2 separate regions of the Mus musculus genome follow, and region 1 is linked to region 2. The links are chromatin loops, found by intact Hi-C in ENCODE. Cell type or tissue: left cerebral cortex. All regions are shown on one strand.

What was found. Hi-C counts contacts between places; a loop is a spot of excess contacts. Peaks named below come from ENCODE experiments on the same cell type or tissue, not always from the same donor. Only the 100,000 strongest peaks of a DNase experiment are listed, where the experiment ranks them.
Region 1: it touches region 2 in a loop (4-fold over the local background); 1 of 42 quality-filtered maps calls a loop at or near these places.

What each region holds. Positions count from the first base shown.
Region 1 is chr13:64,362,526-64,367,525 of GRCm38, reverse strand. Ctsl (cathepsin L) reads left to right here. Exons shown (of 8, transcript NM_009984.4): 5 at 434-658; 6 at 885-1,047; 7 at 2,204-2,321; 8 at 3,326-5,000. The coding sequence ends at 3,428. Among named protein-coding and RNA genes, the nearest start is that of Ctsl, 5.5 kb to the left of the region's middle. In left cerebral cortex, a CTCF peak has its summit at 3,103 (motif pointing right); a DNase peak (open chromatin) is centred at 3,083.
Region 2 is chr13:65,111,113-65,116,112 of GRCm38, reverse strand. It overlaps Mfsd14b (major facilitator superfamily domain containing 14B), which reads left to right and starts at 3,131. Exons shown (of 12, transcript NM_133680.3): 1 at 3,131-3,609. The coding sequence starts at 3,496. In left cerebral cortex, a CTCF peak has its summit at 2,640; DNase peaks (open chromatin) are centred at 3,119 and 3,920; H3K4me3 peaks cover 1,725 bases; H3K27ac peaks cover 1,197 bases.

The sequences.
Region 1 (5,000 bases), 750 kb after region 2:
TTGCCCTACCCAGATTCCTGTCTTACTGTTTTTTTGTTTTGTTTTGTTTTGTTTTTTTCGAGACAGGGTTTCTCTGTATAGCCCTGGCTGTCCTGGAGCTCACTTTGTAGACCAGGCTAGCCTCGAACTCAGAAATCCGCCTGCCTCTGCCTCCCAAAGTGCTGGGATTAAAGGTGTGCGCCACCACGCCCGGCTTGTTTTTTTTTTTTAAGTATGAATATATCTGGGGGTGGGGAGAGATGTGGCACACACTTTTAATCCCATCACTTGGGAGGCAGAGGCAGGAGGATCTCTGAGTTCAAGGCTATACTGTCTACAGGGCGATTTCTAGGCCATCCAGGGCTACATAGAGACCTTGTTTCAAACAAACAAAAAGTGTGCATGTATAAAGGCTGTTGTGCTGTTTCTCTTACAAGCCTTTTTCTCTCTTCAGGGCCAGTGCGGGTCTTGTTGGGCGTTTAGCGCATCGGGTTGCCTAGAAGGACAGATGTTCCTTAAGACCGGCAAACTGATCTCACTGAGTGAACAGAACCTTGTGGACTGTTCTCACGCTCAAGGCAATCAGGGCTGTAACGGAGGCCTGATGGATTTTGCTTTCCAGTACATTAAGGAAAATGGAGGTCTGGACTCGGAGGAGTCTTACCCCTATGAAGCGAAGGTAATTGGTTTGTTTTATCCTGGCTTTGTTTTCAGAAAAGGAAGCATTACCAGATGTGGTTTTCAGAGTTCATACTTTAGTGGGTAACTCACAGCATTCTAGTTCAAGGGATGGTTTCTGAGTATTGGCCTCACACGGCGTGAGCTGCAAGTCACTGTTTTGTTTCTAGAGCTCATGTTCTAAGAGGTAAACAGTTGTGATCAAGTCTCCCCCTTAACTTTCAAAGGACGGATCTTGTAAATACAGAGCCGAGTTCGCTGTGGCTAATGACACAGGGTTCGTGGATATCCCTCAGCAAGAGAAAGCCCTCATGAAGGCTGTGGCGACTGTGGGGCCTATTTCTGTTGCTATGGACGCAAGCCATCCGTCTCTCCAGTTCTATAGTTCAGGTAATGGTCAGAATTAGCACCTCCCTGACTTTGGCGATTTATGTTGGGGGAGGGGTGCGTGCAGATGCCCTTGGGAGTCCTGAAGCATCAGACCCCCTGGTGCTGGACTGAGGTAGTTGTATGCCATCTGTCTAATATGGGTTCTGGAACCAAACTCAGGTTCCCTGTAAGAGCAGGGAATGCACTTAACTGCTGAGACCGCTCTCTCCAGCACCCTCTGCTTTTCAGTGTTTTAATGCATTGGGGGTGGGGGGAGATGATTAGAGGACAACTTGCAGGAGTCATTTCTTCCCGGTGTGTGTGGCTTCCAGAATCAGACCCTGAGCCTTGTTAACAAGTTCCTTTCCCTGTTGAGCCATCTCACCATCTGAAATATTTCTTTTACTATTGTGACTTACTCTATAGATAGAACATAGTTTACATAAATCTTCTCCAACATATGGATTTTTTTCCAAGAGATTTTTTTTTTATTGCTATAATTAGGGCCTTAAAGAACCTGTGGTTCAGCTGTAAGGCTGAAGGGGGAGGGAGGGAAAGAGGGAGAGAGCTTTTCTGTCTATAAACTTTTTCTTTAGATTTAAGAGTAGCAAGGATTATGGTTATTAATCTGGCTAGAAAATGGATCCTACCATTATAGGCTTTAAAACAATAGAATATTTTTTTAATTGAGGGGAGTGGGGATGTAGCTCAGGTAGTTTTTCCCCAGCATTCTTTAAACCCTGGTTCAGTCTTGGCACTACATAAACCAGGCATGGTATTCATTCCTGTAATCCCAACACTTAGGAGGCAGAGACAGGAGGGTCAGGAGTTTACCCCATCCTTGGCTACATAGCAGGTTGGGAGAGGAGCTTGGACTACAGAAAACTCCATCTTAAATATTGTGATAGGATTTCACTGTCACCTTGCCTAGCCTGGAACTCTGTGTATGGCAGGCTGGCCTTGAACTCAAAGAGAGCTGTCTCCTCCTGAGTTCTGAGAATGAGTCATGTACCACCACACCCAGCATAGTCACTACTGGTTTTTGACTATTATCTTCACAGCTTGGGATCTGTGAAGCTACAGAATTTTGAGATACAGTCCTGTTGTGGGGGATAGAATGGGCTTCTGTCCTGTGGTGACAGCAACCTCTTATTTAGTGTTCATTTTTCTCTGCCAGGCATCTACTATGAACCCAACTGTAGCAGCAAGAACCTCGACCATGGGGTTCTGTTGGTGGGCTATGGCTATGAAGGAACAGATTCAAATAAGAATAAATATTGGCTTGTCAAGAACAGGTAAGAGACTCTAAATGTTATACTTTAATTGAAAAGAGTATTCATTGGGGGGAATCAATATGTAGATGCAAGTCCACAGATGTTTAAGTTTTAAAATCCTGGAAGCTGTTCTCAGTCAGCGTGAAAGCCCTGCATTTAAGATTCTAAAGTAAGCTTGTTGGGGAGACCTACATGTATATGTAATGGTGAATTTCCAAACTTGGCTCCAAAATTTCAGTAAGGCTGTATGATTTCAGCATGCTCTTTTTTTTTCTCTAGTTTTCAACAAGGAATAACCAGCAGAAAGTACAGCTTGTGTGCCTCCCTGCATTATCTGCATTTTGTTGTCATATCTCAGAACCTTTTAAAGCCTGTCAGGATTAATTTTCACAACTATCTTTCATTGAGATGTAATGGGAAGTGGAAACATACTCTTCTATTAAGCTCCCTAGTTTGCCTCATTTTCCTCTTAAAAGAGGGAGCTAAGTCTATAGCATAGTTGGCAAAGTGCTTGCCTACAATGCACAAAACTCTGGGTTCAATTCCCAGCACGGCATACAACCTGGCATGGTTATCCCAACACTGGCCTTAGTGTCATGCTTTTAGAAAATTGGTGGCATTAACCTTGGTTACACACAACCCTGTCTCAAAATAAGTGAGGGGCTTGGGCAATGACTCGGTGGATAAGGTACTTGCCACTCAGTCATGAGGACCTATATATGCTTGGATTCCTACCACTCACATATGGGCTGCATAACACAACTGTAACCCCAGTTCTGGGCACTAGGGGGCTGTGAGCTCCAGGTTCAGTGAGCCACCCCTATATCAAAAAAAGTAAGAGCGTGATAGAGGAGGGTAGCAGTGTCTGCCTCCTGCTTCCATGCAGTTGAATGAGTTGAAGACCCACAGGAATGAGTGCCTCTATATATTCTATGTTTAGATCTTAGAACCCTCAGAGGTAAGTGCACTCCTATTTTTTAAGTATAAACTATTAATTCTCTCATATCTCCTTGGATCTCTTTCAGCTGGGGAAGTGAATGGGGTATGGAAGGCTACATCAAAATAGCCAAAGACCGGGACAACCACTGTGGACTTGCCACCGCGGCCAGCTATCCTGTCGTGAATTGATGGGTAGCGGTAATGAGGACTTATGGACACTATGTCCAAAGGAATTCAGCTTAAAACTGACCAAACCCTTATTGAGTCAAACCATGGTACTTGAATCATTGAGGATCCAAGTCATGATTTGAATTCTGTTGCCATTTTTACATGGGTTAAATGTTACCACTACTTAAAACTCCTGTTATAAACAGCTTTATAATATTGAAAACTTAGTGCTTAATTCTGAGTCTGGAATATTTGTTTTATATAAAGGTTGTATAAAACTTTCTTTACCTCTTAAAAATAAATTTTAGCTCAGTGTGTGTGTATGTGGGACTTCAGTGTGTAATGTGTTGACAAATGTTCGGGACTAAATACTGATTCAGGGTGACATGGTACAGCAAGAAAAAGGTGGCAGGTGCTCTGGAGCCTTCGGATTTCACCTCAGTGTCCCATCAGATTAGGTATGTGTTAGTGAATCTAGCTTGGGATAATTGTTTTCTTTTTGTGTGTGTACATGGTAAATGTGTGGAGTTCAGAGAACAACTCAGTTCCACAGTGTTGGTCCTATCAGGTCCTAGCCATCAAAATAAGGTTGTCAGGCTGGGCCACAGGTGCCTTTTACTACTGAGCTATCTTGCCAGCCCCACTAGTTTTTAAGTGACATAATTACGTATGTTTATACTATAATGTGTTTTTGATATGATGTGTATACTACAAAATGATCTGATAGGGCTAATAAGCTTACCTCAAATATTTAATTACTTTGTTGAACTTTTCTAGCTGTTTTTAAAATACACAGTATATTATTGTTGGAAACTGTCCTGTTATGTAGACCAGGCTGGCCTTAAGCCCATGATCTCCCTTCCTCAGCCTTCTAAGGGCTAAGATAAACATGTAATGTTATACCCAGTCTCAAGTCTCATATCTGGCAAAACTTGACAGTCCAGAAGAACATGAGTAAATCGCTCAGCACAGGAGTCTCAACTTTTCTAATTCTGTGACCTTTCAATATAGTTCCTCCTGTGTGACTCAAACCATAAAATTATTTTTGTTACTACTTTATAACTAATATTGCTACAGTTATAAATCATAATGTAGATTTTTTTTTTTTTTTTTTTGGAAATAGAGGTTTGTCAAAGGAGTCACAGCGCTGAGAACCACTGTTCTAGAAACTTGCAGGTTTTACATATTAGGCTGACTGGAAGAAGGTTGAAGTGCTAGTTTCAGTAGTGCCTGTCCACATTGCCAGTGAAGACCACAATCCTGCTATGTAGTTCTAGAAAGGGCCATACACAGGTGGGCTGTAGGCTGACATTATTCCCAATTGGCCTGAGAAACCCCATGCTACCCAGGAATGACAAAAAAATAAATGAATAAATACATTAAGCAGTTGTGATTAACTTCCCAGGTGATGACAATACTGGAGATGGGCATGCCCCTGAGGTAGAATGATCCAGGCATGGGCGTAGCCAGCCTTGAAAATGTCAATGACTTAGCAGGGTTCTTTTCAAAACTGAATTTTTACAAGGGAGTTCATAGATGGACCTTGATGGAAACTGACTACCAGAAAAGACTCGATCTCTCTGCCATGTTGGG
Region 2 (5,000 bases):
CTAACTCTTTGTCTACCCGGGCAACTTGAACATCTATCTTTCCTTTTTTTTTTTTCCAGACAGGGTCTCAGTATGTAACCCTGGTAGGCTTGGCACTTTCTAAGTTGACCAGGATGGCCTTGCCTTGCCTTTGCCTACAGAGTACTAGAAATTAAAGCCAAGTACCATCATACTCAACCTATCTTTTCTTATCAAATGCTAGTTCACTCACTATGGAAGTCTCCCCAAACTTCTTTTTAAAAAAGATTTATTTTATTTATATGAATACACTTTAGCTGACTTCAAACACACCAGAGGAAAGGTATCAGATCCCATTACAAATGGTTGTAGCCACCATGTGGTTGCTAGGAATTGAAGACCTCTGGAAGCACAGTTAGTGTTCTTAAACACTGAGCCATCTCGCCAGCCCTCTCTCCATACTTTTTATGTTGAAATTTTAAGATATTAATTCATGTTCTGAGAATAAGAGTAGTGTCTATATCTATACCTATATCTATACCTATATCATCTCTCTCTCTCTATCTATATCTGCGGAAATCTAATGAGAAGAAATAATTTTCATTTTGTTTTTTAACCCAAAGTTATTTTCCACGCTGAAAGAGATGTTTCCTCTTGTGTATCTTTTTATTAATATGAATCTAAGTCATGAGTCAATACAGAGTACTCCTGGACCAAACATGGTAATACTGGTTAGTGAGAATCATTATTTTTCTAATTCTATAAGATGCCAAATTATGTGGAATACATGGTATTCACTTGAATTAGAACATAATCAATTTCCATGATTTAAATGCCATACAATAAACAATCTCTAAAAAAATTATTTCATAAAGGGCTAGCGAGATGGTTTAGAGAAAAAGGAAATTTATTCCAAGCCTGAATGCCTGAGTTCAATGCTAGGGACTCATGTGGTGAAAGAAGTAAAGAAACCCCTAAAAGTTCTTCTCTAACCTCCACACATGAGCTGTACTCACATAGATACATAAAACAACATACCCAGCAATAAATTTAATTTCATTTATTATTATTTATTTATTATTATTTTTTTTAAAGAAGTGGTGAGGCCTGGTAGTATAGACCTTTATTCACCCACTCAGGAGGAAGTGGTAGGTAGACTTCTGTGAATTCAAGGCCAGCCTAATCTACATAGGTATTTCCAGGATAGCTAGGGCTACTTAGTTAACTCCAGCTCCAAAGATAAACAAACAAAACGAAACAAATCTGTACAGATTGCTTAATGACTATGAGCCCATACTGCTCTTTCAGAAGATTTGAGTTTGATTCCCAAGATAGGAGTTCAGTTCTCAGTTCCTATGCAGGGTGGATCACAACTTCCAGTAGCCCTACCTCCAGGGAATAGGCCACTTTTTAAAGGCATCCATGATTACCCATGTGCATCACACATCCATATAACACTCAGACTTATGTATATAAATAAAAATAAAAATGGCTTAAAGGTGGTGCACTTGATGAGTTTCATGTCCCAACACTACACATCAAGGCATCAAACATGGTTATATATACTTGCATGTGTACATGTTTTCCCTGCATGTGTGTATGTGTGTGTGTACCATGTATATGCTAAGGCCAGAGAGTGTGTCAGACCCCCAAATCTTGAGTTACAGTTGTGTGATGCCACACTGGTGCTGGTGCTGGGAACAGAACTTCTGTCCTCTGCAAGGACAGCAAGTGCTTTTAGTTTTGCGTCATCCCTCCAGTCCTCCAGGTTACATTTAAATCATTGCAGTTCAATTTGAGTTTTCACAAACTGGAATTTATTCAAAGAATATCTGAAAGACACGAGGTCCAGGCTGGCATTTTAACCAAATGGTATTAGATGTTTTTGTGTAGGTAGTATAGAGGGCAGGCTCAGAATCAACAAAACATGGTTGAAACAGAAGGAAAACTTAGGCTCATTAAAGGATATTGAGAAGCCAGCCCATCTCAATTCGAGTCTATAGCCAAGTTAAGTTTCTGTTTACTATAAAACTTGAAGTTTATATATTTCTCAGAGATGGGCTGCACCCTAGCCCAGTAACCATAGAATGTACTGTAATACCTCCCGCCCCAGCTACCTGTTTTTGAGAATGTTCTATACCAATACCCATTGTTCCATGACCCACTTTAACCTTGACCACCTGGTTTCACTTCTGTATCTACGATTCCATGCAAAATCCCCCACCCCATGGTTTTGCCCTATATAAAGGGCTTGAGAAGTTGGCTTGGGGCTGGTATTGTGAACCCCGTTTTAGGGGGAGACAGCTGCTGATTTGTCTCTGGTTTGTACACAATAAATCTTGCTTTAAACTGGCCATAATTTGGGTTGGTGATCTTTCGATTCACGTCTGTGAGATTAACAATATAATTTACAAAAATGACAGAAATCTGTAAATGTGCTTGACTTGTTTAAACATTCTGTCTCCAGTTATATTTAACAATTAAGAACAATGTCCAGTGTGGTGGCTTAAACCGACACCCAGCATATGGAAAACTGAGGCAAGATCATCAACATGTATTTAAGGCCAGCCTGGGTCATATATGAAGAAGGGTTGAGGACAATCTGCCTGAGATTGTGGATAAGAAAGTTCTAGGTTTAGTAAGTGCGAGCGTGCGTGCTTGCCTCTGGGGAGTGAGCATAGCTAGAGCCTATTGGAATACCAGGGAAGTGCTCTACCACTGAGCAATATATTCTGTGTAATTTTCTGTTAATCAGTGCATGGTTGGAGGCTTCTGAAATCCTGTCAATTGTAGACCACTTCCCCATTGCAGGATTACAGTTCCAGGGGCTGTGTGTCAGTTTGTTCTTTTTATAACTATCATCCTAGGAAAGGGGATAACATTTGAAATGTAAATAAAGAAAATATCTAGTAAAAAATCATTTACTTGGGGTAGGGGCTGGAAAGAACTCAGTTCCTATGCTACCTAAGGACCCAAGTCAGATCCCTAAAACCCACGAAAAGGGGGAAGGTGGGATGACGTGCAGTTGGAATTCTAGCCCGGGGTAGGAGTAAACAGTCCCTAGGACTCGCGGGCAGTCTAATCCAATCAGGAACGCTTTGGGTCCTTCCAGTCTCCGTTAAAATCTATAGGCCTGGAGTCCCTAGAAGATGACGCAGTTTTGATGCGCTACGCAGTCTGGGCGGAGCTTGCCCGAGCTTCTGGAGAGGGGTGGGCGTTCTAGGCGGGAGCTGCCTTTGCTGAGTTCTCCGGGCGGGACGCCGTCTCCCGACTGTTCGGGCGCTACTGAAAACTACTCACTGCCAGTGTCGGGGTCCTGTGTTCACGACCACCACTGAATAGTTGAGGGCCCTGTTCGCTTCCTGCACGGATCCAGCCTCGGCGTCCTCTCAGCAGCCGGTGTCGCCACTGGCGCCGCCGCCCGAGCGGCAGGCCGCTGCGGATCGCGGAGCCCATGAAGGCTCGGGCCCCGCCGCCGCAGTGGCGGCGTCGCCAGTGTCTTGGAGCGCTCCGAACCTGCTCTGGCATGACGGCGGCATGAGCACGGACGGGGAGTCGCCGGAGGAGCCGAGGTGGAAGGCGGTGGCCTCACCCAAGGCGTCAACCATGCCTGAGAAGCGCGGGAGCGCTCAGGCCGCGAGCGGCAGCTGGGTAAGTTTTGACTGGGTTCGGACAGGGACTCTGGGATTGTGGCTGTTCTAGGAGAGCCAGGTTCTTTGAAAAGCTGGCTTTCCTATCAACTCCTCCCCAGACGAACCTCTAGGAGATTTGGTTATTGATTCAAAAGCCACCAGACGCGGGACAGTAATATAATTTGGATATAATTCTGTGCAAATTGACAGAAATCTTCTGGGCACAGATTTTGTCCACAGCAACTTAGACAGTGTGTGTGTGTCAGTCTGTCTTAAAGCCTTCATTTTTCGCAGTCTCCGGAATTGCCTACAGGGATGCTGGAGGTCAAAGTGGGAGGCGCCTGATACTTCCTCCTCCTCTGGGTTTCAGAAGTGGCCTTAGTGTAGTAAGAGGAAGCTGAAGATCTCTGTACCTGAAGGTGAAAGTTCAGCCTGATCTCCTTTAGTGACATGTAAAGTTGAGATGAGTTTGACAGCTAGGGAAGGCTTATTTTCCTTGACCTGGATTCACAGTACAGACCTTACCAGTGCCACTTTTTCTTCTTCTTCTTTTAATGGTTGGAAACTAAGCACAGGGACTAATGTCATTTCTTCAGTCATAAGTATAAAAAGGATTTTTGGGGAAGGATCTACTTAGGACTTAAAACTTAAAGTTTTGCAGTGAATTGAGTACAAACTCTTGCAACTATGGGAAAGTTTGTTCAATGAGAAATAGGAATTTATTTAAATATGATATGTGTGGTCATGTGTTTTTCCTGTTTTTAAGCTTGCATATTTAATTTCTGTTAAAGAATACTAAGTGGTTCCAAGTGCATACTTGACTGTGTGAATTCATCTTTGGTACAATTGGGAGGGTAGAGAATTAGTAGTATGCAGAATGAAATCTCAAGTCAAAATTCAAACATGCAAAAATTTTGAGGTAAAACAGAACCACATACTATATCACATAGTATATTTTAGTAAGGGCTTACTAGGTACAAAATTGCTGCAACTCTCAAAAGTCTGCCAAGTACAGACCTTAAAGTCTTGTTCTGTCTGCATTCTTGTGGCTCATTTCCTTGATGTTTTAGACCTAGAGTAGAGCTGGCTTTTAGTCCTGATTCTACCAGAGTTTTACCACTCAGTGCCTGATCTGTTAAATGGTCATGTATTGAAGAAGCATAGGGGGATAATTTTTTTTCCCAAAGCTAAGGTTTTTCTAATGTAGAAAGCTTACCTTGTGGGGTAATTTCTGTAAAATTGGTTTTTCTCATTAAATAGGTTACACTTTACTTTCTAAATGAAACTAAATTACCAGTTCACCTTCTTGGCTTCCACTAGTGGATGGACAGTACTAATTAGTGGACAAGCCAAGCCAAGCCCAAGGAATGTGCCAGCTAGAAGTCAGTGTAGGGTATTTTTTCTCTATTT